Regions from separate parts of the Homo sapiens genome. Here region 2 is linked to region 1. Evidence: chromatin loops called from intact Hi-C (ENCODE). Cell type or tissue: breast epithelium. All regions are shown on one strand. Each heading gives the region's core, and the rest is flanking DNA. Links, peaks and the distances in the headings are about the cores only.

Region 1 (16,260 bases), core at 5,578-13,577:
TAGATCAAAGTCTGCCACGTGGAAAGTTCCTCTCAAATCTTCACCTTCACCCTGAGATTGGTCACTGTGAGAGTTTGGTGGATGTGTTTCCGGACTGTCTTCTATGCGTAAAACAATACATCCACCATACCATGGGGTAGTGTGGAAATTCAGAGCTTGGATATGGGAGTCAGTTCTCCTGGCTGGCCCTGAACGGACTCTGCTACTCACGGTCCCATCTTGGGCAAGATAATTTACTCATTTTTTTCACTGTGCCTCTGTTTCCTACCGTACCTTTCAGAATCATCTTTAAAATTAATGAGTGGCGAGATGGATAGTGCTTAGAGCAAGTGAATACCCAACAAATATGGCAACCGTGGAGATACACGGCTTGGATTAAACTTCAAGAAGGAGCTAGCCGCGCAGCTGCGTGGAGTGCAGGCGGCTGACGGCTTCCACCTGCAGCACCTCGGAGGTCTCCCAGAGCTTCTGAGCTGAGGACACACTCAGCCCCCAGGCAGTGAGTGAACATGATGGGGATACTAGGGCCCAGCCACTTCTGCCCAATGCGGATCGTCTCTCAAGGGCATTTTTGGCTCTAAAGCTCCCTGCTGCACTGGCCGGGGCCTCATCAGGAATGCGTTGCTGGGGTCTGAGGCTCTCGCTCCTGCTTCTGCTGCCTCTCCTAATCTCACTCGTGGTCAGATCTGTGCCTTCTCCTGCCCAATACTGTCCTTCCGTTTGTTTGTTTGTTTGTTTTTTATTTATTATTATTTTTTGAGACGGAGTCTCGCTCTGTCGCCCAGGCTGGAGTGCAGTGGCCTGATCTCAGCTCACTGCAAGCTCCGCCTCCTGGGTTCACGCCATTCTCCTGCCTCAGCCTCCCGAGTAGCTGGGACTACAGGTGCCCGCCACCACACTAGCTAATTTTTTGTATTTTTAGAAGACACGGGGTTTCACCGTGTTAGCCAGGATGGTCTCCATCTCCTGACCTCCTGATCTGCCCGCCTTGGCCTCCCAAAGTGCTGGGATTACAGGTGTGAGCCACTGCGCCCCACAATATTTTTTTTAATTTATGTTTTCAGAGACAGGGTCTCCCTCTGTTGCCCAGGCTGGAGTGCCATGGTGCAATCATAGCTCATTGCAGCTTAAACTTGTGGGCTGAAGGGATCATCTTGCCTCAGTCTCTCAAGTAGCTGGTCGTATAGGAAAGCAGCAGCACACCTAGCTAATATTTATTTATTTATTTTATTATTGTTACTATTTTGAGACAGAGTCTCCCTCTGTTGCCCAGGTCAGAGTGCAATGGCTCCATCTCGGCTCATTGCAACTTCTGCCTCTGGGTTCAAGTGATTCTCCTGCCTCAGTATCCCAGGTAGCTCGGATTACAGGTGTGCACCCCCATACCCAGCTAATTTTATTTTATTTTTCTTTAGTAGAGATGGAGTTTCTCCATGTTGGCCAGGCTGGTCTCAAACGCCTGACCTGAGGTGATCCACACACCTCCGTCTTCCAAAGTGCTGGGATTACAAGCGTGAGCCACTGTGCCCGGCCTATTTGTTCACTTTTTGTAGAGATGGGATCTCACTGTGATGGTGAGTTTAGTCTCTAACTCCTGGGCTCAAGCGATCCTCCCACCTTGGGCTGAGAATGTGCTGAGATTACAGGTGTGAGCCACCTCGCTCTACCCCTGCCTTTATCTTTTACAGGTATTACCCCGAATAACTCCCTCCCACACTCCTAACTCTGTCTCTCTCTGCCTCGCAGGGGAACCAAACTGACCCCAAATGCCAGCTAGCTAGAATAAAAATAAAATAAAATGAAATAATAGTGTGACAAATTGCCATCCTTCTTTACATGTGGATTGGCAACTTTCTTTCACCTTTAACCTTTTTTAATCTGTGAGATTACTATGCATAGATTAAACCAGTAAATTTGAAAACATAGATGAAAATAATAATTTTCTAGAAAAATATAAGTGATCAAAATGGATTTGCTTATTTGTTTTACATAGAGGCCCTCCCCACCTTAACGATATGTCAAGGATGTTTTTCATGTCAGATCTTAAATGTGTACTTCTTTCTCTTATTTATTTTGTATTTATTTATTTATTTTCCCAGACAGAATCTCGCTCTGTCACCCAGCCTGGAATGCAGTGGCGTGATTAGGGTTCATTACAGCCTCTACCTCCTGGACTCAAGTGATCCTCCCACCTCAACCTCTCGAGTAGCAGGGACTATAGGCATGAACCACCATGCCTGGCTAATTTACTTTTTATTTTTTGTAGAGATGGAGTCTCATTATGTTGTCTAGGCTTGTTTTTAACTCCGGAGCTCAAGCAATCCACCTGCCTGGGCCTGCCAAAGCGCTGAGATTACTGGCATGAGCCGCCATGCCCGGACTTTGGGTCTTATGTTTGTTACCTTTAAATTCGAAATGAGACTGGTTCCTACCTGCCTACCTGTGGGGCTGCTATGAGAATTCGATGCACAAGGTAAGTGCCTCGCACATGCTGAGGGCTCCAGAAGTGATTCTTTACCTGCTCATCTTCCTTCTTCACTTTCAAAGGGCTAAATGTTTTGGCAGATGACCAAGTTGTATTTGAATATTGATACGGTTTGGCTGTGTCCCTGCCCAAATATCATCGTGAATTGTAGTTCCCATAATCCCCACATGTCACGGGACAGACTGGGTGGGAGGCGATTGAATCATGGGGGTGGTTACCTCCATGCTGTTCTTAAGATAGGAGTTCTCACAAGATCCGATGGTTTTACAAGGGGCTTGCCCCTTTGCTCGATTCTCACTGCTGCCGTGTGAAGAAGGATGTGTTGGCTTCCCTTTCCTCCATAATTGTAAGTTTCCTGAGGCCTCCTCAGTCATGCTAAAGTGAGAGTCAATTCAACCTCTTTCTTTTATAAATTACTCAGTCTCAGGTATGTCTTTCTTAGCAGTGTGAGAACGGACTAATACAGACATCTTTTATCCAATAGACTTTATTATTTTTCAAAATATGTAACCAAAATAAATGCATTCAGATACAAGTTTGAATCATATGAAATTCCCTGTCTTCAACCATTTTGCACCTGTGAAAATGGCAATTTCATATGGTTCAATTTAATAGTTTAAAAAATAATGTAGCACCTAAAAATCTCAAAGTAAAATATAGCCCTCTCCTCCCCTATCTGTCTCCATATGGCCCCTTCTCAGAGGCAGCCACATTAAATACCTTAGCTGATCCACGAGGCAGCCACTTCTACATGTCTAAATGAGATGCTTCCACTCCTATTGCACAGTTTACCAACATTAACTGTTATGTATTTATTTCTGGTTGGGATAGATGTGGATTTAGCTCCCTTTACACCCCACCTCCTCTTTTCTCATTTTCTCATCATTGTTATATTTTTAGTCAAACCATTAATCAGTCTTGACATCACTCTGACTACAGAAAAGGCATGATGAGATTTTAACCAAGGTGAACCTTGCCAGTAAAGCCCTGAATGGGGATTTCTGAGCAGCTGCAGCTGCAAGAATTCTACTCCTCAGCTCTTGGCTTTGCTGCTCCCTGGTCACCTTTTACATCATGTATGCAGACAGTGCCAAGTTCCCCTGAGAAGATGCTGAAGGGCCTGGCCGGCTCGTGGGCCCCTCCCTGTACACACCAGGTGGTTTCTGAGTGGCCCTGCAATATATTGTGCATCTTTTTTTAAAAAAAAAACCGTTATATTGAGATATACTTCATATGCTGTACAATTCATCCATTTGAAGTGTGCAATTCAATTGCTTTTGGTGTGTTCACAGTATTGTGCATCCATCAATATGATCAATTTTAGAACATTTCCACAACCCCTAAAAGAAATCCTACCCCTCATAGCCCTCATTCCTAAATCCCCACTGCTTCGCCCAGCTCCAGGCACCACTAATCTTCTTTCTCTTTCTATAGCTTTGCCTATTCTGGACATTTCTTATAAGTGAAATCTTACACTGGGTCCTCCTGGCTTCTTTCACTTAGCATAATGTTTTCAAGGTTCATAAATACTGTAGTATATATCAGTACTTAATCTCTATTTATTGCCAAATGATATTCCATTGTATGGCTATAGCACATATTATATATCCATTAGTCAGTTGATAGGTATTTGGGTAGTTGCTACTTTTTGGCCGTTATGAATAATGCTGCTATGAACATTCTAGTCCAAGTTTTGGTGTGGACTTGTGTTTCATGTCACTTAGGTAAATACCTAAGAGTGGAATATCTAGGTCATGTGTTTACTCCACTTTTAACCATCAGAGGGACGTTCAGTCTCTTCCAAAGCAGCTGCACCATTTTACATTCCACCAACAACGTACAGTTAGTCTCCATATCATTGAGTTCTGCATCCAAGGATTCAGCCAACTGCATATTGAAACATAAACCAATAAAACCAATAAGAATAACAATACACTAAAAAAAGATAAAAAGGAAAGTATGACAATTGTTTACATAGCGTTTACATTGTATTAGATATTGTAAGTAATCTAGAGATGATTTAACATATACAGGATGAAGTGTGTAAGTTATACGTGAATGTTGTGCCACTTTATATAGGGGACTTGAACATCTACAGATTCCGGTATCCTCAGGGGGTCCTGGAACCCATTCCCTAAGGATAGGGAGGGACAACTGTGTAAGGGTTTCCATTTCCCCACATTTTTGCCAACACTTGTTATTATCTGACTTTTGGACTACAGTCATCGCAGTGGGTGTGAAGCAGTATCTCATTGTGGTTTTGATTTGCATTTCCCTGATGTTAATGATGTTGAGCATCTTTTCCCACACTTATTGGATGCTGTGGCAGGGTTTTTTCTACCATTTTTACTGGAATAGATGTGGCAGATTTTAACATTCGTCTGAATCAGTTCAAACATTTGCAAAGCAATCATGACTGTCTTGATTTGCCTCTGCTAACCCCCCATCTAATGACATGACTTGAAGTGGCAACCCATACTTCCACCCTCGCACCAAGACCACTTTTCTTATCCTCTCCTCTGGGCTAGTCAAGGCATCATGAAATAGAGATTTTCTTTAAAAGAAAGAGATTTTTTTAAAGTTGTTTTATAGTAAAATGAACACAGTTATTTAAAAGACAGGTGTTTGTGTTAGTTTCCTGTTGTTGCTATTTCTGTCTAGCAAATTACCACACACTTAGTGAGTGGCTTCCAATGCCATCCATTTATGAACTCAGAGTTTTGTAGGTTAGAAGTCTGGAACAAAATGACTGAGTTCTGTACTTAGGGTATCATAAGGCTGAAATCAGTGTCAGTTGGGCTATGTTCTTGCCTAGAGGATCTGGGGAAAAGTCTTCTTTCACATTCATTGCTATGGGTGGTGGCATTCAGCTTCTTGTGGCTATAGATCTGAGGTGTTTGTTTCCTTGCTGGCTCTCAGCTGGGGCTGCCGTCAGCTCCTAGAGGATGTCCCCATTCCTTGCCGGATGCCCCCTCCATGCTCAACCCAACATGGTGCCCTGAAACTTTCTTTTTCTTTTGTGAGACAGTGTCTCACTCTGCTACCCAGGCTGCAGTTCTGTGGTGCTATCACAGCTCACTGCAGCCTCAGCCTCCCAAGCTCAAGAGATCCTCCCACCTCAGCCTCCTCAGTATCTGGGACAACTGATGCATGCCACCACATCCAGCTAATTTTTGTACTTTTTGCAGAGGTGGTGTTTCATCATATTGTCTAGGCTGGTCTCAAACTCCTGGGTTCAAGCAATTTGCCTGCCTCCGCCTCCCAAAGTGCCGGGACTTCAGGTACATGCCACTGTGCCCGGTCTGAATCTTTCTTAAGCTCCTAATCCCTGATGTCTTTGTCTCTGACCTCTGGACCCAGATTTAAAGGACTTATGGCATGCCCATTGGCTAAGCTCTCTTTGTTAAGGCAACTGTGCCATGTGACGTGACCTAATCACAGGAGTGAGATCTATAATGTTCAAAGGTCTGGTGACTAAATAGGACGTGTACACCTGGGCAGGGGTGTCTTGGGGAATCATCTTAGAATTCTGTCCAGACATCCACCATATGTATGCATTTTAGAATGACGTTCATAAGAAAATATAATTGAAATTCAGGAGTGGCCTTTGAAAGAGCTAACTTTAGTTATCTGGAAAATGTACTTCTATGGAAGCCTTCACTTCCTGATAACATAAGGCAGAGGAAGTGTCATCATAAATGCGAAGACCCAGCATGGCAGTGAATTGATGGAGTTCATTATGCGGCAAGTATATTGACAGAGCTGTTTCCTTGAGCAAGAAATACCAGCAAAAATGCACAAAAAGTGAACATGTACAACAAAACTGAGGGTTTAATTAAACAAAAATTTTTTTTGACCCCATGGACAGAAGATTTTCCTAAAATATGATGGACTTTTCTGCTTTCATTTACTAAATCTGAATGATGTTTTAGAATTCTGCAGAGCTTCTGGGTGTTTGCCATTGGCCATTTAGGCATCTGTCAAATTCCTAAAGATGCAAAGCATTATGGAATTACGAAACACAGGCATAAACCCTGTCCAGCAGAGGTGCAAGGTTGCCTGGATGCGAATAGACAAATTTATAGAGATAGAAAGAAGATTAGTAGTGGCTAGTTCCTGGGAGGAGAAAGGAACGGAGAGTGGCTGTTAATAAATATGGAATTTTGCAGAAAGAGGATCTAAATTAGACAGTGGTGATAGCTGCACAACATTTTTTTTTTTTTTTGAGACAAAGTCTCACTCTGTTGGCCAGGCTGGAGTGCAGTGACATGATCTCGGCTCACTGCAACCTCTGTCTCCTGGGTTCAAGCAATTCTTGTGCCCCAGCCTCCCGAGAAGTTCTGATTATAGGTGGGTGCCCCCACGCCCTGCTAATTTTTGTTTGTTTTTTAGTAGAGAGGTGTTTCACCATGTTAGCCTGGCTGGTCTCGAACTCCTGGCCCTATAAAACCAACTGCCTTGGCCTCCCATGCTGCTGGGATTACATGGGTGAGCCACCACACCCGTCCTGAATTATAACTTTAAAAGGGTGAATATACTAGTATATAGGTTATATTTTAGTAAAGTTGTTATTAAAAAAGAAAAATTAGCTGCATATAGGAAAAGAATAAACCCAAGAACAGCTTTTAAAAAATAAATTCCTGGCTGGGCGCCGTGGCTCACACCTGTAATCCCAGCATTTCGGAAGGCCGAGGCGGGCGGATCACGAGATCAGGAGATCGAGACCATCCTGGCTAACCCAGTGAAATCCCGTCTCTACTAAAAATACAAAAAAAAAAAAAAAATTAGCCAGGCGTGGTGGTGGGCACCTGTAGTCCCAGCCCCTCAGAAGGCTGAGGCAGGAGAATGGCGTGTACCTGGGAGGCGGAGCTGGCAGTGAGCTGAGATAGCGCCACTGCACTCCAGCCTGGGCGACAGAGAGAGACTGCGTCTCAAAAAAATAATGTAAATTCCACAAAGTAAAGGCAATTTTTAAAAATGCTTTATATCTACCTGTCTAGCCTGTTATCTATCTGTCTAGTGACTAGCAGATTGCTGAGTACACAGGGACTTATTTGATTATAAATATTTATCAATGATCTGGACTAAAATGATAACAAATAAGTTAACCCTTGTTGCCAAATTGCATATGGAAAAATTCATTTGGGGGAAGGAAGGATATCACTGCTATGATTTTAATGGACATCCATTTATTTATTTAGTCACTTATCAAATATTTATTGAGCACCTACTATGTGTCAGGCTCTGGGGATACCATGGTTGACAAGACAGTATGGTATCTGCCTAGCAGGAGGTCACAGGGTAGGTGGTGAAAAATAAGGATATTCTAGAAGCATTCTAGAAGCAAGTATTTCATAATATTTTATGATGCCATCTCATGATGGGAGCTAGAATAACTGGTCCTCTGATGAATTGCAGGCGGATGGGCAAATGAACTTTGTGGTATAAATAAAAATTGTTAAAAGAGTGCATCCCTTTGCTTTAACAAATTTACTTTTGAAAATAAATTACCAGAAAGGCACCTATGCTCAGCACTATACCACCGGCCACTTGGAGACAAGTTATTAGAAAATGGCATAAGGGTACAGAAACTAACAATCTGAGTTCAAAAAATGTTCTTTATAGAAACAAACCAGTGTTGGCCAGGCAAGGTGGCTCATGCCTATAATCCCAGCACTGAGAGTCCGAGAAGGGAAGATTGCCTGAGCTCAGGAGTTCGCGACCAGCCTGGGCAACATGGTAACACCCCATCTCTACTAAAAATACAAAAATTGACAGGGTGTGGCGGCACACACCTTAATCCCAGCTACTCAGGAGGATGAGGCACAAGAACTGCTTGAACCCGGGAAGCAGACGTAGCAGTGAGCCAAGATCACACCAGTGCACTCCAGCCTGGGTGACAGAGCGAGATTCCATCTCAAAAAAAAAAAAAAAAAAAGAAAGAAAAGAAAAACAAACCAGTGTTTGTTAGGGAATTGGTTAAATATGTTTAATAGATTCATGTGATACAGCGCTAAGTAGCTATATTATTTTCTGAGGGCTTCCATAACAAATGACCACAAACTGGATCACTTAAAACAATGAAGATTTCTTCTCTCCCAGTTCTGGAGGCCAGAGTCTGAAATGCAGATGTTGGCATGGCCAAGTTCCTTCTGAAAAGCCTTGAGGCAGGACCAGTTCCATACCTCTCTCACAGCTTTAGGTGGTCACTGGCAATCCTTAGCATTCCTTCACGCTATAGTTTGGTTTGTGTGTCTCCTCCGAATCTCATGTGAAAATCTGATCCCCAGTGTTGGAGGTAGGGCAGAATGGAAGGCTTCTAAAGCAACCCTGATTTCTAAACACCCATGACCATCGGTCATGGGGATGGATCCCCTCATGAATGCCTTGGTGCTGTCCTTGCAGTAATGACTGGGTTCTTGCTCAATCAGTTCCTGCGAGAGGTGGTTGTTCAAAAAAGCCTGGAACCTCCTTCCTCTGTCTCTTTCTTTCTCTCTTGCCATGTGATCTTCACACAATTCAGCTCCCCTTCACCTTCCACCATGAGCGGAAGCTTCCTGAGGCCCTCATTAGAAGCAGGTGTTGGTGCCATGCCTCCTACACAGCCTGCAGAATTGTGAGCCGAATAAACTTGTTTCCTTTATAAATTACCCAGCCTCAGGTGTTCCCTTACAGCAACACAAATGGACGGAGACACTTGGCTTGTAGCTGTAGTGCTCCAACTTCTGCCTCTGTCCTCACGGGGTCTTCTTTCTCCTATGTCTCTGTGCCCAAATTTTCTTCTCATAGGAAACCAGTCACTGGATGTAGGGTCCACTCTAATCCAGGGAGACCCCATCTTAGCATGATTACATCTGCAAAGACTCCATGTGCAAATAAGGTCACATTCACAGGTTCTGGGTGGACATAAATTATTGGGAGACACTATTCAACCCAAAACAGTAACCATCAAAATAATGTTGGAAAAAGTCCACAATTTATTAAGTGAAAAAAAAGCGTACTACATCATAATATAAATTTATTTTTGTAAAAACAATAAAAATTGCTTGTGTGAACAGCATGTTACTTGCTGTGTTCTCCCAATCTCTGATCCTTATCATCCGAGCGCAAGGAAACATTTCATGAGACAATAGAAAACTCAAGGTCTTCTGATAGTCCCGAAAAAGTGACCACATTAAAAACTATAGGCCAACAAGGTGAAAACTCATCTCTACTAAAAATACAAAAAATTAGCTCTGTGCGGTGGCAGGTGCCTGTAATCCCAGCTTCTCTGGAGGCTGAGGCAGGAGAATCACTTGAACCCCAGAAGCAGAGGTTTGCAGTGAGCTGAGATCATGCCATCGCACTCCAGCTTGGGCAACAAGAGCGCAACTCCATTTCAGAAAAAAAAAAGCAACAACAAAAATAACTAGAAGAATTTATTTGATACAAATGAGTTATGTAATTATGAAATAATTGATTCTGATGGGGAAGTCGTGGGTATATTCGGAATTGACAGCTAAGTACAAATTTTGAAATCAAGAAGAGGAAATAAAAGTGACAGAGACATTGATGGAAAACTAAATAAAGATGGAATGAGGAGCTAATGAAGCATCTTTGGATGATGTGAGCAGAAACAGCAGTAAATGACAAGGCCCGGGCATTATCGTAGTGGTTTGGGCATGAGGCCAGCTCTCCATGTCTGTGCTACCTGACATTTGGGAGGAACTTCCCCTCCCTTTGCAATGTCAAGTTCAGCTGGGCCACAAGTACTGGAGCCCTCAGTTGAAGCTGCCAAAGTTCTGTCACTTTGTGCTTTCCCGGTGGCAAAATGGGAGATTCCTGAGCAAATTAAATTTCTCCAGTGGAGGAGGGTAGGAGAAACACAGCATTAGCAAAGGTGCTGAGTTTTAAACCCAAATCTCATTTCTATGATGGCCTTAGCAGGCATGCAGACTTGACTTTTGAAAGACACACACCTGTGCATATGCGTGTACACACACAGACACATGTCATCTTGTGCGATTAGTATGTGCTCAGCCCAGCACTATGGAACCCTCATGGGCCAGACCATGTGGGTTCTAATCCCAGCAGAGCCACCCACTAGGGTTTACCTCTGGGCAAATTACTTAACCTCTCTGTGCTCTAATTTCCTCACTTGTAAAACAGGGTTAAGATTATTACCCTCTCCACAGGGTTTTACAAGGCCTCATTAGCTTCCAGTATTAATGATTTTAAGTTGCTTCATGTATTTAGTTAATTTGGTCTTCACAGCAAATATTCAGCAAGGACAAAACAATTGGAACTTACTGGATGTGGTGGCTCACACCTGTCATTTCAGCACTTTGGGAGGCGGAGGCAACTGAATCACTTGAGTGCAGGAGTTTGAGATCAGCCTGAACAACATAGTGAGACCCTGCCTCTACAAAAACTACAAAATTAGCTGGGTGTGGCGGCACCTGCCCGTAGTCCCAGCTACTCAGGCGACTGAAGTGGGAGTATCTCTTGAGGCTGGTAGGCAGAGGTTGCAGTGATCTGAGATCACATCACTGCACTCTAGCCTGGGTGACAGAGTGAGAACCTGTCTCAAAAACAACAACAATAATTTAGATTTAGAAGAAAGAGTCTTTGGCTGAAAATCTGGAGGTGTTGAGATGAGGCTGAGTCTCCAGCCCTGTTACCCCCTCACTGGGTAGTGAGCACAGGTCACCCTCTATCTCTGGGTGGGAGCTCCTTGTTGCCAAATGCAGGTCTTGGAGTTGACCTGAGGTTTCTTCATGGTGCTCTAAGGTACTCACTTTAAGGAGAAGAAAACAGGGAGGGAGTGAGTCCCAAACAACTTCTAAGGCAATTCTGGTTTTTAAAAAAACTTTCAACTTTGAGAACAGCATTGATTCACATGCAGTTGTATGAAATAATACAGAGAGATCCCATATATACCCTCACTCAGTTTTGCATATCTTGTACAACATCATGACCAAGAAATTGACATTGATGCAATCCACTGACCTTCTTCAGATTTCACCAGTTTTCCATGTGCTCATTTGTATGCATGTGTGTGTTCAGTTCCATGCAACTTTATCACATGTAGATACGTGGGACCATCACAGTGAAGACACAGAACAGTCATTACAAGTATACCTTTGTGCTACCCTAGTAAAGCCACACCTATTTCCCAGGGTCCTCGCCTCCCTAATCCCTGACAATCCCTATTCTGTTCTCCATCTCTAGAATTTTGTCATTTCAGGATTATATAAATAGGATGGATCATGCAGTACATGACCTTTTGAGATTGGTTTTTCCACTCAGTTAAGTTCCCTTGAAATTCCTGCAAATTGTGTTATTCATCAGTGCTTTATTTTTCCTTTTCGTTTTTTTCTTTTCTTTTCTTTTCTTTTTTTGGAGATGGAGTTTCGCTCTTGTAGCACAGGCTAGAGTGCAATGGCACGATCTTGGCTCACTGCAACCTCTGCCTCCCCAGTTCAAGCGATTCTCCTGCCTCAGCCTCCTGAGTAGCTGGGATTACAGGCACCTGCCACCACGCCTGGCTAATTTTGTATTTTTAGTAGAGACAGGGTTTCTCCATGTTGGTCAGGCTGGTCTCGAATTCCCAACCTCAGGTGATCCACCCACCCCAGCCTCCCAAAGTGCTGGGATTACAGGCATGAGCCACCACGCCTGGCCCTATTTTTCCTTTTTATTGCTGAGTAGTATTCCAGCAGCTCTTATTTTAACTGCTACACATATTGGTCTTGCCTGAGAGATTTCATTTAAAGAAAGGCTTCCTCAGCTCCAAAAGAATAGTTTGAGAACCATTGAATATAACAATTAGATTGCAAAATTTTAAGACCCTGGTTATGACATAGATAAATATAATCTCTACATTAAAATTTATATAGCTGTTTCCATTTAACAGTGAAATAGATCCCCTAACCCTCATAGGTATAATTTTATCTAACCTTGGACAGAAACAAGAGAGAACAGGATTGAGACAGAGAATTTATTCCTGGCGGAGAATTTAAGAGTTCCCAGTCTTTTAAACTTAGGAGAAAAAACATCTTTGGTTATCTCTGTTAGTATAACTTCTCTTTGCTTTTCCTTCTCTTTTCATTCCATTGCCTGGTGGTATTTTCCCTCAATTCCCTAAATGCTATTCCAAAAAAAAAAAAGTGACTTTAAAAAAACCTTTGTTAAAAAAAAGTGTTTTTTTTTTTTTGAGACAGTCTGACTCTTTCACCCGGGCAGGAGTGCAGCGGCGCAATCATGGCTCACTACACCCTCGACCCCCGGGTGCCAGTGATCCTCCCACCCCAGCTTCCTGAGTAGCTGGGACTACAGGCGGGTACCACCATGCCTGGTTAATTTTTGTATTTTTCTGTAGAGGCAGGGTTTTGACATATTGCTCAGGCTGATTTCAAACTCCTGGGCTCAAGCCTTCCTCCCACTTCAGCCTTCTAAAATTCTGGGATTACAGGTGTGAGCCACTGCACCTGGCCTAAAAAAGGTGAAATTTAAAAGCCAGTAGAATCTAGGGTGGCACTCAAGCCTGTGTATTTGGAGGAGCAACTTGAGTGGCATCGTTGACTAAGGCGAACCATGTTCAGGTTTCAGAGACACGAGTGAGGACAATCTGAACAGCCTGCATCTGTTCACATTACAGCGCCCTTCCTGCAACCATGCCTGAAAGGGTCCCAAGTCCTTCTTTATGCATCATTTCCATCTATCATATCATATCATTTAAGACACTCTGCCGTGATGTCTAGGTCCTCTTTGTTCAAGGGGCCACCCGGAGGGAAAGATCTGGGACGTGGCCAACATTTGATGATGTGAGGGTGAATGAAGATAATGGGATTAGCCAGGCTTGGTGGTACACACCTGTAGTCCCAGCTACTCAGGAGGCTGAGGCAAGAGAATTGCTTGAACCCGGGAGGCAGAGGTTGCAGTGAGCTGACGTGACGCCACTACACTTCAGCCTGGGTCACAGAGTGAGACGCCATCTCAAAAAAAAGGTCGGAGGGCGGGATTTAATGAACCTGAGTTTATGTCTAGGGGACCATCAGAAGAAAAAAACCGATGCGTGTAAACAAAGGTATAGGCATAAAGGTGTAGAAGAATACGATAAGAGGTTGAGTGCAGGCCGAGGTGGGAGGACTACTTGTGGGCAGGAGTTTGAGACCAGCCTGGGCAACATAGTGTGATTCCCATCTCTGTTTTTTTTAATTATTAAAAAAGAGTAGGATAAAAGTACTTTTATTTGTCCAGAAAAATAATATAAATACAACCGGGTATGAACTTAGTTTCTCTCCACTTTCCCCAAGAGGTGAACGGAGATTTTCAATCTCTCTGGAGTATGAAAGTGCTATCAAAATCCCATAAAATCAGTGATGTTCATCATAAAACATGCCATCTGTATTAGTTATTGATTGCTGCACAAAACATTACCCCAAAACTTAGCGGCTCAAAATAACACACATTTATTACCACGCTGTTCCTGTGGGTCAGGCATTTGGACACAGCTTCACTGGGTCCTTTTCTCTGGGATATTTTCCTGGAGGCACTCAGGCTGCTGGCCAGAGCCTGAGTTTCATTTGCAGGCTCAGCTAGGAAAGGACCCACTTCCCAACTCGCCACATGGCTGTTGGCAGGCAGGATTTGGATTCTCACTGACTGTTGGCCAGAGGCCACCCTCATTTTCTTCCTTCTTTTTTTTTTTTTTTTTTTTTTTTTTTTTTTTTTTTTTTTGAGACAGGTTTCACCGTTGCCCAGACTAGAGCGCAGTGACAAATTCGTGGCTCAACTGCAGCCTCGAACTCCTGGGCTCAAGCAATCCTCCTGCCTCAGGCTTCCAAGTAGCTGGGATTATAGGCACGCACCACCATGCCCAGCTAATTTTTTATTTTTATTTTTTGTAGAGACGGGGTCTCACTATCTTATCCAGGCTGGTCTTGAACTCCTGAGCTCAAGCAATTCTCCCGCCTCAGCCTCCCAAAGTGCTGAGATTACAGGTGTGAGCCACTGCACCTGGCCTCCACCCTCTTTTTTTTGTCATGTGGGCTTCTCCAACACAGATTCTTGCTTCATCAAATCGTGCCAGCTCAGAAGGCAATAGAGAGATTCTGCTAGCAAGACAGATGTCACAGTCCCTTATAACCTAGATATTGAAGAGACACCCCATAACTTGTGCCATCTTCTATCATTTTGAAACAGGTAATAAGTGCAGCCTATATTCAAGAGGTGGGGGGTTAAACAAAGGTGTGAATACCAGCAGGAAGGGATCACTGGGGGCCCTTTGAAAGGCAGGCCACCTTCATACCACCCTTGTGTTTGTTTATAAAAGAGAAAAATGACAACTCTTTCACCATGATAGAAAATAAAATCGTGGGCAAACTAAGAGACCTTAGTTTAATCGCCCAACCGATGGTATGCCAGTCTTGCCATCTCATGAACCATCTCGTCCAGCCCTGGGGCCTGTTTGTGCAAGCTACCTCTTGCACTGACTTCCTTCATTGGGTAAACATCTTTAACTTTCTTTCAGTCCTTCAGAATTTTGAATATGATCAACTAAATTTTATTTCTTTCTCGTTACGATCGTCTGAAATCATGTCAAAACAAAAACATCTCATTTTCCCACCCACTGGGAAACTATTCAAAAGCATGGGCTTTTGAATAGTTCTGATAATCTTTGTCCAATTGTACACCTCCCTCTGCCTATTTCCTTTTCTCCTGATTCAGAATTTGGAGAAGTAATAAACACAGAAGAAGAAAATCAGCCTCACTCACATTTGTGGACGTGCAAATTCTAGCCACAAAAAGTCTGCGATTCATATACAAAACTGGCAAAGAGGAAGCATGTGGGTTACACTTATTGTTGTTAAGGATGTGAGGAATGCAAAACTGGAGAGCAATTTGGCAGATCTGATAAATGCAAAAGACTCACAGTTTATGACACTCATAGCAATTTCCAGGAATTTCTCTTACAGCAATTCTCATAGAAATGTGCAAAGATGCAATTATTAGGATGTTCACTACATCATTGTTTATGTACTACAAAGTATGGGAGAAGCTGAACAGGAGTCACTATTGTCCCATGGGTAGGAGAAAGAATGATACCCTATTGAACTCTATTTAAAGTGATGACAATGGACAAATGACACACATCTGCCCCTTCCCTCCCCTCTATTACACTCCCTGGATATTTTCACTGTCTTAAGCCTAAGGGTAGCATGCCAATTCTTCAAACTGCAACTTGTTTTACTTTTAGGGGATTTGAATGCAATTTCTCCTTTTTAAAAACTGGTTTTTTAAAATTTATTTTTGAGACAGGGTCTTGCTGTGTCCCCCAGGCTGGAGTGCAGTGGCACAGTCATGGTTCACTGCAGCCTCAACCTGCTGTGCTCAATCAGTCCTCCCAGATCAGCCTCCCAAGTAGCTGGGAGTACAGATGCTCATTACCATGCCTAGATAATTTTTAAATTTTTTGTTAAGATGGGGTCTCACTCTATTGCCCAGGCTGATCTCCAAAATATTGCATGATCTCATTTATAGGTGGAATCTAAATAAGTCAAATACATAGAAACAGAGAATGGAACAGTGGTTACCAGCTCAAGCTCCTCCCACCTTCACCTCCCAAAGTGCTGGGATTACGGGCGTGAGCAACTGTGCTTGACCTGGATACAATTTCTTCATATGCATTCATTCATTCATTCAGAGTGGATCCAGTTGTATCCCCAGGAACGTTTCTGAGCCATAGGGTGTCTCAGCTTGAATTTTTTTATCCAGAAGCAGACCCAATAAAA
Region 2 (16,260 bases), core at 4,503-12,502, 77 kb before region 1:
CTGAGCATTACAAATGTATTTTCTTTTTTGTTTGCTTTTTGTTGTTTTTGTTTGTTTGTTGAGACAGGGTCTTGCTCTGTTGCCCAGGCTGGAGTGCAGTGGCACGATCATGGCTCACTGCATCCTTGGCCTCCCAGACTCAAGAGATCCTCCCACTTCAGCCTTGTGAATAGCTGGGACCACAGGCACGCCGCCATGCCTGGCTAATTTTTAAATTATCTGTAGCGACAAGGTCTCACTCTGTTGTCCAGGCTGGTCTCGAACTCCTCTGCTCGGACCATCTGCCCACGGTGGGCAAACTGCTGAGATTACAGGTACTGACCTACACATATATTTTCTAAGACATATATATTCTCTTACCTATAAGACAGGAATAAACAATACCTGCTTTGTGGAGAAGTTGGAAAAATAACAAATAGCATATGAAAAGTCCTGATAGGTAGTAGGTGCTCAATAAAGAGTGATTAAACTAGCAACTCATGGCCAGATATGGTGGCTGACACTTGTAATCCCAGCACTTTGGGAGGCAGAGGTGGGAGGATCACTTGAACCCAAGAGTTCAAGACCAGCCTGGGCAACATAGTGAGACCTTGTCTCTACAAAAAACACAAAAATTAGCCCGGCGTGGTGGCGCACAGCTATAGTCCTAACTACTCGGAAGGCTGGGGTAGGAGGATCGCTTGAGCCCAGGAGGTCTAGGATGCAGTGAGCTATGATCATGCCACTGCACTCCAGCCCAGACAACAGAGTGAGACACTGTCTCAATAAATAAACAAACAAACAAACAAACAAATAAAATAGTAACTCACATTTGAACACATAGATACAGGCAGGGGAACATCACACACCTGGGCCTGTCGGAGGTCGGGGGCAAGGGGAGGGAGAGCATTAGGACAAATACCTAATGCCTGCAGGGCTTAAAACCTAGATGATGGGTTGATAGGTGCAGCAAACCACCATGGCATATGTATACCTATGTAACAAGCCTGCATGTTCTGCACATGTATCTCAGAACTTAAAGTAAAATTTAAAAAAATAGTAACTCATATTTATTGAGCCATTGCCAGGTACCAGGCACTACTTTCTGAACACTTCATTGTATTTTTTTTTATTTAATCCTCAGAAGAACCCTATTATATAGGTCGTATTATTGTTACTATTTTACAGATAAGGAGGCTGTGGCTCAGAGAAGTTAAGCAACAAGCTTAAGGGTCACAGAGCTAGTTATTAGGACTCCCAGGATTCAAACCGAGGCAGTGCCTCCAGAGCATGAATGCTTTCAAACACAACACCATACTTCCTCTTAATGATGTTGTTTTGTTCTCAGTATAAGGGTTTACAGTGTGACCCAGTGGAAATTACTAAACCCATAGACCCAAGAGACAGGAGGTAAGCTAGAAAAGTCAATTAAAGGCTGAGACTTGATGGGCATCTGGTGCCAGTGAGGTGAAGGCTGAGGTTGGTTTGTGCCTTACACAGCCATGATCAATAGATCATGGATGCCTACAAATGACACCCTGAGCAGGTAGACGTGAGGATTCCTGGTCACCTCTTGGCTGAATCCAGCTAGCTACTGAGGCAGTCTTTTCCCAGTATCTGCTCAGCTACCACTTTGCCCTGCCAAGAAGTTGAGCTTTTATTACATATATAATTTTGCCTTGGTTTTATGGCGAAAGTAATATGGATTCATTGTAAAAATGAAAAGGCAAAAGTATATACAGAAAAAAGGAAACATTTTAGCTGGGCATGGTGGCACATGGCTATAGTCCCAGCTACTCAGGAGGCTGAGTGGGGAGGATCCCTTGAGCCCAGGAGGCTGAGGCTGCAGTGAGCCAAGGTGGCACCACTGCACTCCAGTCTGGGTGACGGAGTGAGACCCTGTCTCAAAAAAAAGAAAAAGAAAAAGAAAGTAAAAATTTTCTCTAATCCCTTATCCTCCAATGTCACTCCCCAGAGGAAATCACCATCTGTAGTTTAGTGAGTAGCCTTCCTCATTGTTTTATTTAATTTATTTATTTATTTATGTTTTAGACAGGGTCTCACTCTGGCTGGTTGCCCAGGCTGGAGTGCAGTGGTACAATCATGGCTCATTGCAGCCTCGACCTCCTGGGCTCAGGTGTTTCTCCCACCTCAGCCTCCCGAGCAGCTGAAATTACAGGTGCACGCCACCATGCCTGGCTAATGTTTTAGCAGAAATGGGGTTTTGCTGTGTTACCCAGGTTGGTATCACACTCCTGGACTCAAGCATTCTGCCCACCTTGGCCTCCTCGAGTGCTGGGATTACAGGCATGAGCCACTGCACCTGGCCCTTCGTTTTTTTTTAAATATAGAAAACATTAAATAAGGCAAAACCTATTTTGTTGCAACTTGCTTTTTTTTCTTCTTCCATATAACAATATATCAGGGACCTCTTACCATAACAGTACATCTAAACTGCTGCTGAGTGCTCCATAATACAGCTGTGCTTCTGTTTATTTCACTAATCCCCAGTTCATGGACACTGAGGTTGTTTTCATTTTTTTTGTTGGTTATAACCAATGCTGCAACAATTACATTGTTGTATGCCTGGGTGAGTATTTCTGAAGGATAGATTGTTTTTCAATTTTGTTGTAAATTTTAGATTCAGGGGGTACATGTACAGATTTGTTACATGAGTATGTTGTGTGATGCTGAGTTAGAGATTCAATTGGACCCGTCACCCAAACAGTGAGCATAGTACTTGATAGGTAGTTTTTCAGTTTTGCCTCCTCCCCTCCCTCCCCACTTCTAGAGTGTCTGTTGTCCCCATCTTTATGTCCATGTGTACCCAATGATTAGTTCCCACTTGTAAGAGAGAACATGGGGTATTTTGGGGTTTTGTTTCTGTGTTAATTTGCTTAGGATCATGGCCTCCAGCTGCATCCATGTTGCTGCAAAGGACATGATTTCATTCTCTTTTTTATGGCTGCATAGTATTCCATGGTGTATATGTACCACATTTTCTGTATCCAGTCCTAGGTTGATTCCATTTCTTTTATATTGTGAATGTGCTGTGATGAACATGTGAGTGCAGGTGTCTTTTTGGTAGGGAAGGATGGATTATTAGAAATAAAAGCCAGGTGTGGTGGCTCATACCTGTAATCCCAGCACTTTGGGAGTCCAAGGCAGGCAGATCACAAGGTCAGGAGATTGAGATCATCCTGTCTACGATGAAACCCCGTCTCTACTAAAAATACAAAAAATTAGTCGGGTGTGGCAGCGGGTACCTGTAGTCCCAGCTACTCGGGAGGCTGAGGCAGGAGAATGGCGTGAACCTGGGAGGCGGAGCTTGCAGTGAGCCGAGATTGCGCCACTGCACTCCAGCCTGGGTGATGGAGCGAGACTCTGTCTCAAAAAAAAAAAAGAAAGAAAGAAAAAAGAAATAAAAGACATAGGCCAGGCATGGTAGCTCACACCTGTAATCTCAGCAATTTGGGAGGCTGAGACAGAAAGATTGCTTGAGCTTGGGAGGTCAAGGCTGCAGTGAGCTGTGATTGTGCCACTGCACTCCAGCCTGGGTGACAATGAGACCCAGTCTAAAAAAAAGAAAAAGAAAAGACAAAAAAAAAAAAAAAAAAACAAGAACAGCAAAAAAATAAAAATCAGCAAAAACCAACAAAAAAGCACTGGTAGGGGACCAGTGCTACCTGGGGTCACCTCCCAAATAAACCACTTGCCTTCACATCGTTGTCCCAGGGTCTGATACTGGGAAAACCCAGCCCAGGGGAACGCTCTTCCTGTACAGTTGCTTCCCACGAATACACAGATGACATGGATGCACCTCCTAATCCCAACCCCTGTGCTGCTTCTTGGTTTCTCTCCAACGTCAGTGCTGGAAGTGACCTATCAAACAGCAAGGATGGGTGTTGAGGCCTCCAGGATGTAGTCACAGAGGGAGAATACAAGACTATATTGGCAGGCCTAGATTCCCGTTCTTGCTCTTTTACCATGAGCTGGTGGATCTGAGGCATGCCACTCATTTCTTCTGAGCCTCAGTTCTCCCCCTTACATAATGCCTGGTCTTATTGGTGGTTAAGATGAGATCATCTAAAGCTGCACTTTTGTTTAAAATTAAACATAAGGGCTGGGTGTGGTGGCTTACATCTGTAATCCCAGCACTTTGGGCGGCCAAGGATGGAGGATCATTTGAGCCCAGGAGTTCAAGACTAGCTTGGGCAACATAGTAAGATCTTGTCTCTACAAATAAAGAAACGTAAAAAGTTAGCCAAGCTAATTTTTTGCAGTGATCTCAGCTTTTTGCAACTTCAGCCTTCCGGTTTCAAGTGATTCTCCAGCCTCAGCCTCCCAAGTAGCTAGGATTACAGCCACCCACCACCATGCCCGGCTAATTTTTGTATTTTTAGTAGAGATGGAGTTTCACCATGTTGGCTAGGCTGGTTTGAACTCCTGACCTCAGGTGATCCACTCACCCTCAGCCTCCCAAAGTGCGGGGATTACAGGCATGAGCCACTGTGCTCGGCCTGGAATGTCTTCTTTGAAGGCCTTCCCTGAATTCTTACTTTGGATTTTATTTCGTTCAGCTTAGTCGATTGTCTTTTTTTTCCCCTTCTTTTGCGATTGGCTTTCCCTGTCACTAGACTGGAGGTCAGTGGTGGCACGATCACGACTCATGGCAGCCTCGATGTCCTGGGCTCAAGTAATCCTCCCACATCAGCTCATGGGGTCGCTGTAACCACAAATGCACACCACCAGGCCATGCCTGTGTGGCTAATTGTGTGTGTGTGTGTGTGTGTGTGTGTGTAGGGACAGGGACTTGCTATGTTGCCCAGGCTAGTCTTGAACTCCTGGGCCCAAGTGGTCCTCCCACCTTGACCTCCCAAAGTGCTGGGATTACAGATGTGAGCCACCATGCTCCTTCAAAAAACATGTTTTGTTTTTGCATTAATATGAAAATGTAATAAGAAGATATTAATATGAAAAAATTCAAACAAATACAAAACGAGAGTGAATGGCTTCATGGACCCCATGTACCCACTACTCATAAATTAATTACTGATTTTGAAGTTACTTGTAACTAATGGCTAATCTCAGGGTTATCTATAACTCTACCAAAGGTAACTGCTATCCAGACCTTTTTTTATTTTTTTTTTTGAGATGGAGTCCAGCTCTGTCGCCCAGGCTGCAGTGCAGTGGTGTGATCTCAGCTCACTGAAAGCTCTGCCTTCCGGGTTCAGGCCATTCTCCTGCCTCAGCCTCCTGAGTAGCTGGAACTACAGGCACCCGCCACCACGCCTGTCTAATTTTTTTGTATATTTAATAGATACAGGGTTTCCCCATGTTAGCCAGGATGGTCTCGATCTCCTGACCTTGTGATCCGCCCGCCTCGGCCTCCCAAAGTGCTGGGATTACAGGCATGAGCCACCGCGCCCGGCCTATCCACATGATTTTGAAGCAAATCTCGCAAATATTAAACACAATTCCTACTATTCATAGCGGAGACATTTCCTCTAGCAGCTGGCAGAGAAGGAGAGGAGCAGGAGCTATTCTCAATCACCACTCGAGATACCCAAAAGCGTGTGAGAAGAATGGAGTTATCTGTGGGCACAGGGAGTTGTGCCCAGATTTGAAGAGTTTCCAAGTCAACAGATAGATCTCATGTGACCTGTGACCTCAAATTGAGCAGGAACTGGCCACCGAGGCATTGGGTGTCCCTGTCACCTCTGCTCTCACCTAAGGCTTTGATGCTACAGACTGAGATAGCTGCTCAGCCATAAATCGCACGCATTGAGAACTTCAGTTTCAACAGCTTTGTGATTCTCCCTGCCCTCTCCACCCTGTGATGTTGAAATTTGTTGCTTTGCTCCATGTTCTAGCCGTGGGTGTAATTATTGTAGTGGGACCAGCAATTAACCTTCCACAGAGTGACCAGTGACTCTCTGGCTGAGTGTCCTGTGGCAGAGGGAGACAGCTTGTCGGGTTCCAGCGGAAGTGCTGGGATGTCTGCTCTCAGGGAGGAGGCGGTGGGCAGAGGACACTGGGGCCAAGGAAGGGTCAATTTTTCCCACTGGTCTCTCCAGAATGAGAGCAGGGAGGGTATCTCTGAAATTCACGAGGGAGAGTAATATCTTCATTTGCATTTTGGAGATGCTGAGCCAGGCTGGAAAGTGTCCCCCTTCTGATTGTCTCTTAGAAAGTCCTTTATTTACAAACAGTTCCTGTCACATAGTAAACACATACATATTTCTTTATTTTTATTTTTTGAGACAGGGTCTTGTGCTCTGTCACCCAGGCTAGAGTGCAGTGGTGTGATCATAGCTCACTGCAGCCCCGACCTCTTAGACTAAAGCAATCCTCCACCTCAGCTTCCCAAGTAACTGGGATGACAGGCATGCACCAAAATTTAAAAAAAATTTTTTTTAAAAAGAGATGAGGTCTTCCTATATTGCCAGGGCTGGTCTGGAATTCCTGGGCTCAAGAAATCCTCCCACCTCAACCTCCTAAAGTGTTGGGATTACAGGCGTGAGCCATCACGCCCCGTCCTGCCAGTAAATTCTCTCCCTAAGAAGGGAAATAATTCTGACTTCTATTCTGACTTCTCTTCTGACTTCTATTGCCATAGATAATTTTGCCTATTTTTGAACTTCATACAAATAGGACCACACATTATGTTCTCTTTTATGTCTGGTTTCTTTCAGTCATGTCTGTGAATTAATCTAACTTATTGCACGTGGCTCCAGTTTGTTCTTTTTCATGACTGTATAGTATTCCATTTCATGAGCATACCGCATTTATCCTTTCTGTTCTCAATGGACATTTGTTTTGTTTTGTTTCCCAGCTTCGAGTTGTAGCAAATAAATCTGCTTAAAATATTCTTATGCATGTCTTTTGGTGCACATAAGCACTCATTCTAGGGGGAGTATGCCTTTAAGAGTGAAATTTCTGGGTCATGGGAACATACATGTGTTCAGTATTATCAGATACTGCCAAGCAGTTTTCCAAAGTGATACTGCCAATTCACATTCCCAAAAGCATTGTGTCCTATTGCTCTACAGCCTTACCAGTTGTTAGTACTGACAGTCTTTTTTAAATTTTATACATTCTGGTGGAGGATCATGAGACATAAAAGCTAGAACTAGTGTGTGATACAGTGTGACAAGAAAAATTATGAACGCATTGTATTCACAACATCCAAGGACACTTTTGGGTCAAGCTTTCTTCCTATCCCCACTTTTGGGCTTCAGATTTTGGCAATCACTGGAAGGGACTTAAAGCTGGAGGTAGGGAGAAAATAGAAAGATTTGCACTATCTTAAAGGCTGAAGATAGGAAAAAGGCAACATATTTGAAATCAGCCTCACAGTAGCTCCTACCTGTTGGCTAACTCTTTCCTCTGATGTGTATGTCATAAAGGCCAAGCTTATCCATTGGACAGAAATTCCTGTTGTAACTTATGTAAAGTCCAGCTGCCTGTGGTCCAGTCCCCTTCGGAGTTGCATTCACAGCAATAGCAATCTGGTAGGGATGTCTGCTTCTGTAGGATCATTCTGAATTAAGGTATCTACTGTGATGAGAAGCATATCTGCATGTGTGCTAGAGACAAGAGTGACCTTGGCCTTGATCCAGGCGATGTCCCCCAAATGCTAGCCAGCATAAATTTCCACAAGCATGATCATAATATGTTATAAGTTCCGCTTCTAGTAGGTAGGTATTCCGGAAATATTCTAATGGCTGCATATGAATCCATCCTTAAATCTCCCCAAACTCTTGTTCACTCATATTTCACTGGATAGAAACCATGAACACTTAGCTTAGCCTAAGCTATATCAGATATGCCCAACTCTTTTAAAAATAAATATATTTTTAAAATTTGAGTAGTATTATTTTGAGAAAAAAAATTTGCAACAAACCAGAGAATTTGGGTGTGAAGTGATCAGAATTTCCAACCATTCTCACAGAATGGTGGGGATATATCACTGAAGAAGAAACACATGAACAAGAAAAATAAATGTAATTTCTGATCTGACTCATATGTACATATATATGTGAATGTATATACATGAGTTCATATATATATACACATTTACATATATATACATACATATATACTGTATTTAGTTTCTGACCTTATACTTTATATATATGCATGTATATAGTGTTTGTCTATATGCAATTGTGTATGTAAATTCATACATACAAATGTATGCATATATGTATGCATCTACTGTGCATAGGTATATATATGAGTGCATGTATACATATGTATATATGTGTATGTATGTATACATATATCTGCAATTACATGATTAGCTTTATTAATGTGACACATGGTTCTTATATATTGATTAGAAGAAGAGGTTAACTCTCTCTTTAGAAAGTCTAGAAGATGTTCCAGTGGCCTCTCTAGAACATGTGATGAGATGCTACCACTTTCTTCATGGCCAATGTCATGGTTCAAAGAGGCACTAAAATATACTAGTTGGGAGCACCAGGATCTCACAGACTTGGGGTTAAAAACTCGCTCCCTGCTGATGAGCCATGGTGTGTTGGGACTCTCTGAGCCTCTGTTCCTTTTTCTTTTTGTAAAGCGGGAGTAGCAATACCATCCTCTTGGGATTTTTGTGCCCTTCAAACAGGATGTTATGTGCAGGGCCTGTGTACATGCACATCCAGTGCCTGGTGTACATGAAGCACGTGGTGAGTGTCAGCCGCACTCATCATGATTCCTATGTGGGTTGAGGCTGATTTCCCATTCTGGCTGCCGTGTGGGAAGTGGGTCGGAGTGTGCTTTGGGTGGGGCGTCAAGTCCTCTGGTGGAAGGGAAGGGATAGGGTGTTTGAGATCTGTGAGAACCTGAAAAAGAGCTACCAGGGGCCACTGAATGCTTTATCCTTTTACTGGGACAAGGGAGGTGGGAGATTTTCTGGCACCTGGTACCTGGCAGACAAGAGGGAAACGGTGAGAGAGATTCAGTGAGAAGTATAAAATCTTCCTGTTTATGCTCATGTTTGTCTTCTTCCTGTGTGATGTAACCTCTGGGGGCCATGAGACTCTTTATTATATTAAATATCAGGGGGCATTGAACTGGAGTTGTGCTACATACACTGTGCTGGGAAATGCCATGAAATGGTAGGTTATCGGTAAATAATGATCCCTTCTCTTTTCTTTAGAAGTCAACATTCCCCTACAGGTATTATCATCTCATGTCATCTTGTGACCTCTTGATGACTTCTCATTTTCACAATGGGAATGAGCTCAGAGTGTGGGAAAAAAAAAAAAAACAAACTTCCAGGCTGACAGTGAGGAGCTCTGTGCGGGGCCAGAGTCCAAAGTCTTCATTTGCTCAATGTAAATATCCACACTGTGTCCCTGCCACTCAGTTCAAGCTTCAGGAATCACTCAGACACAGCATAAAGAAACCACTGCGTAAAGGAGTCACCCTATTCATAAGTGACTTAAAATGTGCAGAATGGAAATAACCTAAATAGACTGGGCACAGTGGCTCATGTCTGTAATCCCAGCACTTTGGGAGGCCGTGGCGGGTGGATCACTTGAGCTCAGAAGCTTGAGACCAGCCTGGCCAACATGGTGAAACCATGTCTCTACTAAAAATACAAAAATTAGCTGGGCGAGGTGGCACACACCTGTAGTCCCAGCTACTCGGGAGGCTGAAACAGGAGAATCACTTGAACCCAGGAGGCAGAGGTTGCAGTGAGTCAATATCGTGCCACTTCACTCCAGCCTAGGCAACAGAGCTAGAATCTGATCTGTCTCAAAACAAAACAAAAAGAAATGTCCAGGAGATGGGGATGAGTTGAAACTATTTATTTATTTATTTATTTGAGATGGAGTCTCACTCTGTCGCCCAAGCTGGAGTGCAGTGGCAGGATCTTGGCTCACTGCAACCTCCGCCTCCCAGGTTCCAGTGATTCTCCTGTTTCAGCCTCCTGGGTAGCTGGGATTACAGACACATGCCACCATGCCCAGCTAATTTTTTATTTTTAGTAGACAGGGTTTCCCCACGTTGGCCGGGCTGGTCTCAAACTCTTGACCTCAGGTGATCCCCCCCACCTCAGCCGCCCAAAGTTCTGGGATTACAGGTGCGAGCCACCATGCCTGGCTGAGTTGAAGCCTTATAGCATGTTTGTAAAGAATATTATACTGACAGAAAAACAATTTGTTTACCTGTATGATTGACTTAGGAAGACAGCTGTAATATTTTCAGTAAAAAGGTTGGTTAGAAGATAGCATATTTAATATTCTTATAAATGTTAATAATGTTTTATCTCTGGGTGTTGGATTATGAGAGTCCTTTTTTTCCCCTAACTGCTTATTTGTATTTTCTATTTCTCCTGCAGCAAAGTTGAATTTCCTGTGTAATTAAAATAATAAAAGCAAATATAAAATAGACAGAAAAGTAAAACTAGATTTGTCCCCTTAAAAATATGTCAGGATTAGGCAGGACACAGTGGCTCATGCCCATAATCCCAGCAGTTTGGGAGGCCGAGGTGGGCAGATCACTGGAGGTCAGGAGTTCAAGACCAGCCTGGTTAGCATGGTGAAACCCCATCTCTACTAAAAATACAAAAAATTAGTCGGCGGTGGTGGCAGGCACCTGTAATCCCAGCTACTCGGGAGGCTGAAGCAGAATTGCTTGAACCCTGGAGGTGAAGAAGGTTGCAATGAATTGAGATCGCACAACTGTACTCCAGCCTGGGGCAACAGTGAGTCTCCATCTCAAACAAACAAACAAACAAAAAAGGTGTCAGGATTAAAGAAGGGGCAGTTATCTGCCCAGTGATGTGCTACCTGGTAAGTAATAGAGCTGAACCCAGGTCTCCTTGTTCTCATACTGAATCCAATAAAGGAGGCCACTATCCACTGGAAAAAAAGAAAGTCATGGCACATGAACACCTGCTCAACATCAATAATCATCTGGCAAATGTAAATCAAAACCACAAAGATATACCACTTTACATCAATTAGGATGGCTACTATTAAAAACAAAACAAAACAGAAAACACAAGTGTTGGCTGGGTGCTGCAGCTTATGTCTGCGATCCCAGCACTTTGGGAGGCCGAGTCTGGAGGATTGTTTGAGGCCAGGAGTTCAAGACCAGTCTGGGCAACCCAGGGAGATCCCATCTCTACAAATAACACAAAAAATTAGTTGGGTATGGTAGCAGGTGCCTGTAGTCCCAGCCACTCAGGAGGCTGAGGCAGGAGGATTGCCTGAGCCTGAGAGGTTGAGGCTGCTGCGTGAGCTATGATTGCAGCACTTCACTCCAGCCTGGGTGACAAAGTGAGAATCTGTCTCAAAAGAAAATATAAATGTTGGCAAAAATGTGGAGAAATTGGAACCCTTGTGCACTCTGGTGAGAATGTAAAATGGTGCAGCTGCTAAAACAGTAGGGCAGTTCCTCAAAAAGCTAGACATAGACTGTATTAGTCAGGGTTCTCTAGAGGGACAGAACTAATAGGATAGATGTATATATAGAGGGGAGTTTATTAAGGAGTATTAACTCACACGATCACAGGGTCACAATAGACCTTCCACAAGCTGAGGAGCAAGGAAGCCAGTCCGAATCCCAAAGCTGAAGAACTTGGAGTCCGATGTTCAAGGGCAGGAAGCATCCAGCATGGGAGAAAGATGTAGGCTCGGAGGCTGAGCTAGTCTAATCTCTCCATGTTCTTCTGGCTGCTTTTATTCTGGCCGCACTGGCAGCTGATTAGATGGTGCCCACCTAGACTGAGGTTGGGTCTACCTCTCCCAGTCCACTGACTCAAACATTAATCTCCTTTGGCAAAACCCTCACAGACACACCCAGGATCAACACTTTGCACCGTTTAATCCAATTAAGTTGACACTCAGTATTAACCATCCATAGACTGACCGTATGATCCAGCAATTCCACTGCTGGGTGTCTACCCAAAAAAATTGAAAGCAGGGACTCAAAGATATATTTGCACACCCATGTTTATAGCAGCACGTATCACAGTAGCCAATAGGTGCAAGCAAGCCAAGTGTCCATTAACAGATGAGTGGATAAACAAAATGCAATGTATCCATGTAATGAAATAGTATTTGGCCTTAGAAAACAAGGAAATTCTGACACGTGCTACCACATGGATGAACTTTGAGGACACTACGCTGAGTGAAATAAGCCAGACATAAAGAGACAAATACTGTGTGATTCCACTTATAGGTGGGACCTAGAGTCATCAAACTCGTAGAGATAGAAGGTAGAGTGCTGGTTGCTAGGAGATGGGTTGGAGAGTGGATGAAAGCTTATTGTTTCATGGGTGAAAGTTTGAGTTTTATAAGATGAAAGAAGTTCTGAGGATGGACAGTGATGGTGTTGACACAGCAGTGTGAATGTATTTAATGCTACTAAACTGTATATACACCTAAAATGGTTGAGATGATAAATTTTATATTAAATGTGTCTTACAACAATTTAAAAAAATAAGGTGAGGGGAAATTAAGCAATGGGTCAATGAGGTGTATGTTTTAGATTTTGTGTGAACAAGGCCAAAAAGATTATAATTTTTTAAAAATATCACATCTGGGAGAAGCAGGCAGAGATAGAGGCTGTCAGAAAAATAACATGTTAAGAATACATGTTTGGCCAGGCTCGGTTGCTCACCCCTGTAATACCAGCATTTTGGGAGGCTGAGATGGGGGATCACTTAAGGTCCGGAGTTCAAGATCAGCCTGGCCAGCATGGTGAAATCCTGTCTCTACTAAAAATACAAAAATTAGCCGGGTGTGGTGGCAGACATCTGTAATCTCAGCTACTCCAGAGGCTGAGGGAGGAGAATTGCTTGAACCCAGGAGGCGGAGGTTGCAGTGAACTGAGATCACACCACTGCACTCTAGCCTGGGTGAGAGACAGGGACACTGTATCAACAACAACAACAAAAAACATTTTTTTTCTCTAATGGAGTCAGACCATTTAAACCATCTGTTGTGCTAATGACAATCTATCATTCTAAGATTAGTTAATCCTTGTACTATATTCTCTATGTAATGAGAACATTTCTCTTTCCTATTTTTATATTTATTTATTTCTTCGAGATATAGTCTCACTTTGTCACCCAGCCTGGAGTGCAGTAGCATGATCGTGGCTCATTGAAACTTCAAAATCCTGGGCTCAAGCGATCCTCTTGTCTCAGTCTCCTGAGTACCTGGGACAATAGGTATGAGCCACCCCACCCCTATTTTACGCTTTAAAAAAAAAAAAAAAAACCTTATAACTCTTGTTTTCACCAAAAGTGTTGATAGAAAAGAAGTGACACAATATTATATCAGAAAATTTCAACACAATCTCTTTTTTCTATCTTATGGCTATTAAATTACCTGTTCTTTGTGTTTGTTTGGTTTTATTGCATAAATATTATTAACACTAAGCATTCAGAAAAAGCAACACATTTTCTTTCTGCCAATTTTAATGAAGGATTTTGATGGCTGGAGAAATATCAAACAGGTGAAGAAGCTTATGAACACCATCAGAAAGTACTGAGCTGATCAAACCCAAGACGTTTACAGTGGTTGCTATGGACCCCTTTAGCAGTTGGGAAAGCTCCAACCCCATTTCAGGATAATGTTTTTCATGACGTAAAATGCATAGGAAGGAAACCAGTTCTATTAAAAAAAAAGTACATAGAAATACGTGGCCGGGCGTGGTGGCTCATGCCTGTTATCCCAGCACTTTGGGAAGCCGAGGCAGGTGAACCATTTGAGGTCAGGAGTTTGAGACCAGCCTGGCCAACATGGTGAAACCCCATTTCTACTAAAAATACAAAAAAAAAAAAAAATTAGCCCCGGGCAGTAGTGGCGTGTGCCTGTAACCCCAGCTGCTTGGGAGACTGAGGCAGGATCGCTTGAGGTTCGCTTGAGGCAGAGGTTACAGTTAGCGGAGATCGCGCCGCTGCACTCCAGTCTGGGCGACAGAGTGAGACCCTCTCTTAAAAAAAAAAAAAAAAAAGCCCAAATAGAAATATGTGAAGTAAGAGGAAGAAAGTGAATGTTTATGAGGTTCCACTAGGCACCAGAACCACGTTATGATTTAATCTTCACAATATCCTATTGTAGAAGGAAGCGTTACTATCATTATTATTGTCATCCTCTTTCTGTATATGAGGAAACTAAAAATCAGATAGGTGATGTGACTTATTGAAAGTCACACACTGATAGGGTTTGGCTGTGTGTCCCTGCCCAAATCTCTTCTTGAATTGTAGTTCCTGCAATTCCCACGTGTTGTGGGAGGGATCTGGTGGGAGGTAATTGAATCCTGTGGGCAGTTTCCCCCTTACTGTTCTCGTGGTTGTGAATAAATCTCACGAGATCTGAAGGTTTTATAAGGGGTTTCCCCTTTCACTTGTCTCTTATTCTCTTTTTGCCCGCTGCCATGTAAGATGCCCTTTTGCTCTTCCTTCATCTTCCACCGTGATTGTGAGGCCTCCGCAGCCATGTGGAACTGTTAGTCCATTAAACCTCTTTCCCTTATAAATTACCCAGTCTCAGGTGTGTCTTTATTAGCAGCTTGAGAACAGACTAATACACACACCTAGTAGGTGATGGATGGGATTCAAGTCTGGGGCTACCTGACTCTAAAGGCCAGGAAAAAGAGAGAGAAATTAAAGAAGAATTGGTGAAAATAGTGGCAGATTAATAATGATGATAATGATGGTGGTGGTGGTGAGGATGATGATAATGATGGCAGCTAAAGCTTATATAGGCACTGTGTTAAGAGCTTTCCATGTTAACTCCTTTAATTCTCTCAACAACACTGAGGCAGATAATCTTATCTCCATTTTACAGATAAAGAAATTGAAGCACAGAGAGGTTAAGTAACTTTCCTAAGACCACACAGCTCATCAGTGACAATTCAAAGTCAAGCATGACTATGCTCTACTGCCTCTTGGACTAACATTAACAGTGGGCCAGACACTGTGGCTCACGCCTGTAATCCCAGCACTTTGGGAGACCAAGGCAAGTGGATCACATGAGGTCAGGAGTTCGAGACCAGCATGGCCAATATGGTGAAACCCCGTCTTTACTAAAAATACAAAAATTATCCAGGCATTGTGGCACACGTCTGTAATCCCAGCTACTCTGGAGGCTGGGGCAGAAGAATCGCTTGAACCCGGGAGACAGAGGTTGCAGTGAACCAAGATCATGCCACTGCACTCTAGCCTGGGCCACAGAGCAAGACTCTGTCTCAAAAAAAAAAAAAAAATTAACAATGACCTAAAATTAACTTATTATTTACTTGTTTACTTAAGTATTGTCTGCCTTCTCCACTAGAATAAAATTCCACTCTAGAAAGTTCTTTGTCTTCTTGAGGGCTATATTCCAGGAGCCCATTGCATTGCCATGCCTCACACCTGTAATCCCAGTACTTTGGGAGGCCGAGGTAGGTGGATCACTTGAGATCAGGAGTTCAGGACCAGCCTGGTCAACATGGCGAAACTCTGTCTCTATTAAAAATACAAAAATTATCTGCGTGTGGTAGCGTGCATCCATAGTCCCAACTACTTGGGAGGCTGGGGCAAAAGAATTGCTTGAACCTGGGAGACAGAGGTGTCAGTGAGCCCAGATCATGTCATTGCACTCCAGCCTGGGTGACAGAGCAAGACTCTATCTCAACAAAAGCAAAAAAAAAAACCAAAAAGCTTTATTCAAATATAATATTACTAGACCAATGGCAATATTTTCCCAAAAAGGCAGATGAGGTAATTCAAATTTACAAGTCAGAGACTTAGAATTGTATACACCCGTTTCCTGTAACGTGTGAATTTTTCAATTAAATTAAGGTAAAATGAAAATGTTGTTTCTTTTGTTTTCTTGTTCCAGCTGTTACAATGTGAATATTTTGAAGGAATCAATAAAGGAATAAGAGCTGAGAAAAGGATTAGAGAGACAACACGGCCCAGGGAGCAGCACAGGATGCACCAAGGAACTTTTGCCGGCAGAGCTGTGAGTTAAAATATGCCGCACCTCTTTCCCGAAATATCACATTAGAGCTGGAAGGGACTTTGTGGGAGCATTTAGTCTACCAATCTATTTAAAAGTGGGGAAAGGGAGGCCAGGATCACATCATGGATGAATGACAAGTCCAGGCTCGATTTTCTGCCTTAGAAGCCAAGGCCTGTATTCTCAGCCACATGGCTAAATTCCCTGGCTTCAAGGGCCAGCTTCATTACATCCACAAAGCTTGTTTAAGTTTATCCTTCAGCGGGGACCATCTGAGGCTGCAACGTGGAGCTCTTTCCAAAAACAA

What was found. Peaks named below come from ENCODE experiments on the same cell type or tissue, not always from the same donor. Only the 100,000 strongest peaks of a DNase experiment are listed, where the experiment ranks them.
Region 2: a loop joins it to region 1, with 37 times the contacts of the local background. A loop is called at or near these places in 1 of 110 quality-filtered maps.

What each region holds. Positions count from the first base shown.
Region 1 is chr12:114,529,280-114,545,539 of GRCh38, reverse strand. No RefSeq gene overlaps it. Among named protein-coding and RNA genes, the nearest start is that of TBX5-AS1, 130 kb to the right of the region's middle. RefSeq lists an enhancer at 15,951-16,120. In breast epithelium, for the core only: no CTCF peak of the experiment used is centred there; a DNase peak (open chromatin) is centred at 10,193.
Region 2 is chr12:114,604,718-114,620,977 of GRCh38, reverse strand. No RefSeq gene overlaps it. Among named protein-coding and RNA genes, the nearest start is that of TBX3-AS1, 69 kb to the left of the region's middle. RefSeq lists a silencer at 2,053-2,237. In breast epithelium, for the core only: no CTCF peak of the experiment used is centred there; no DNase peak of the experiment used is centred there.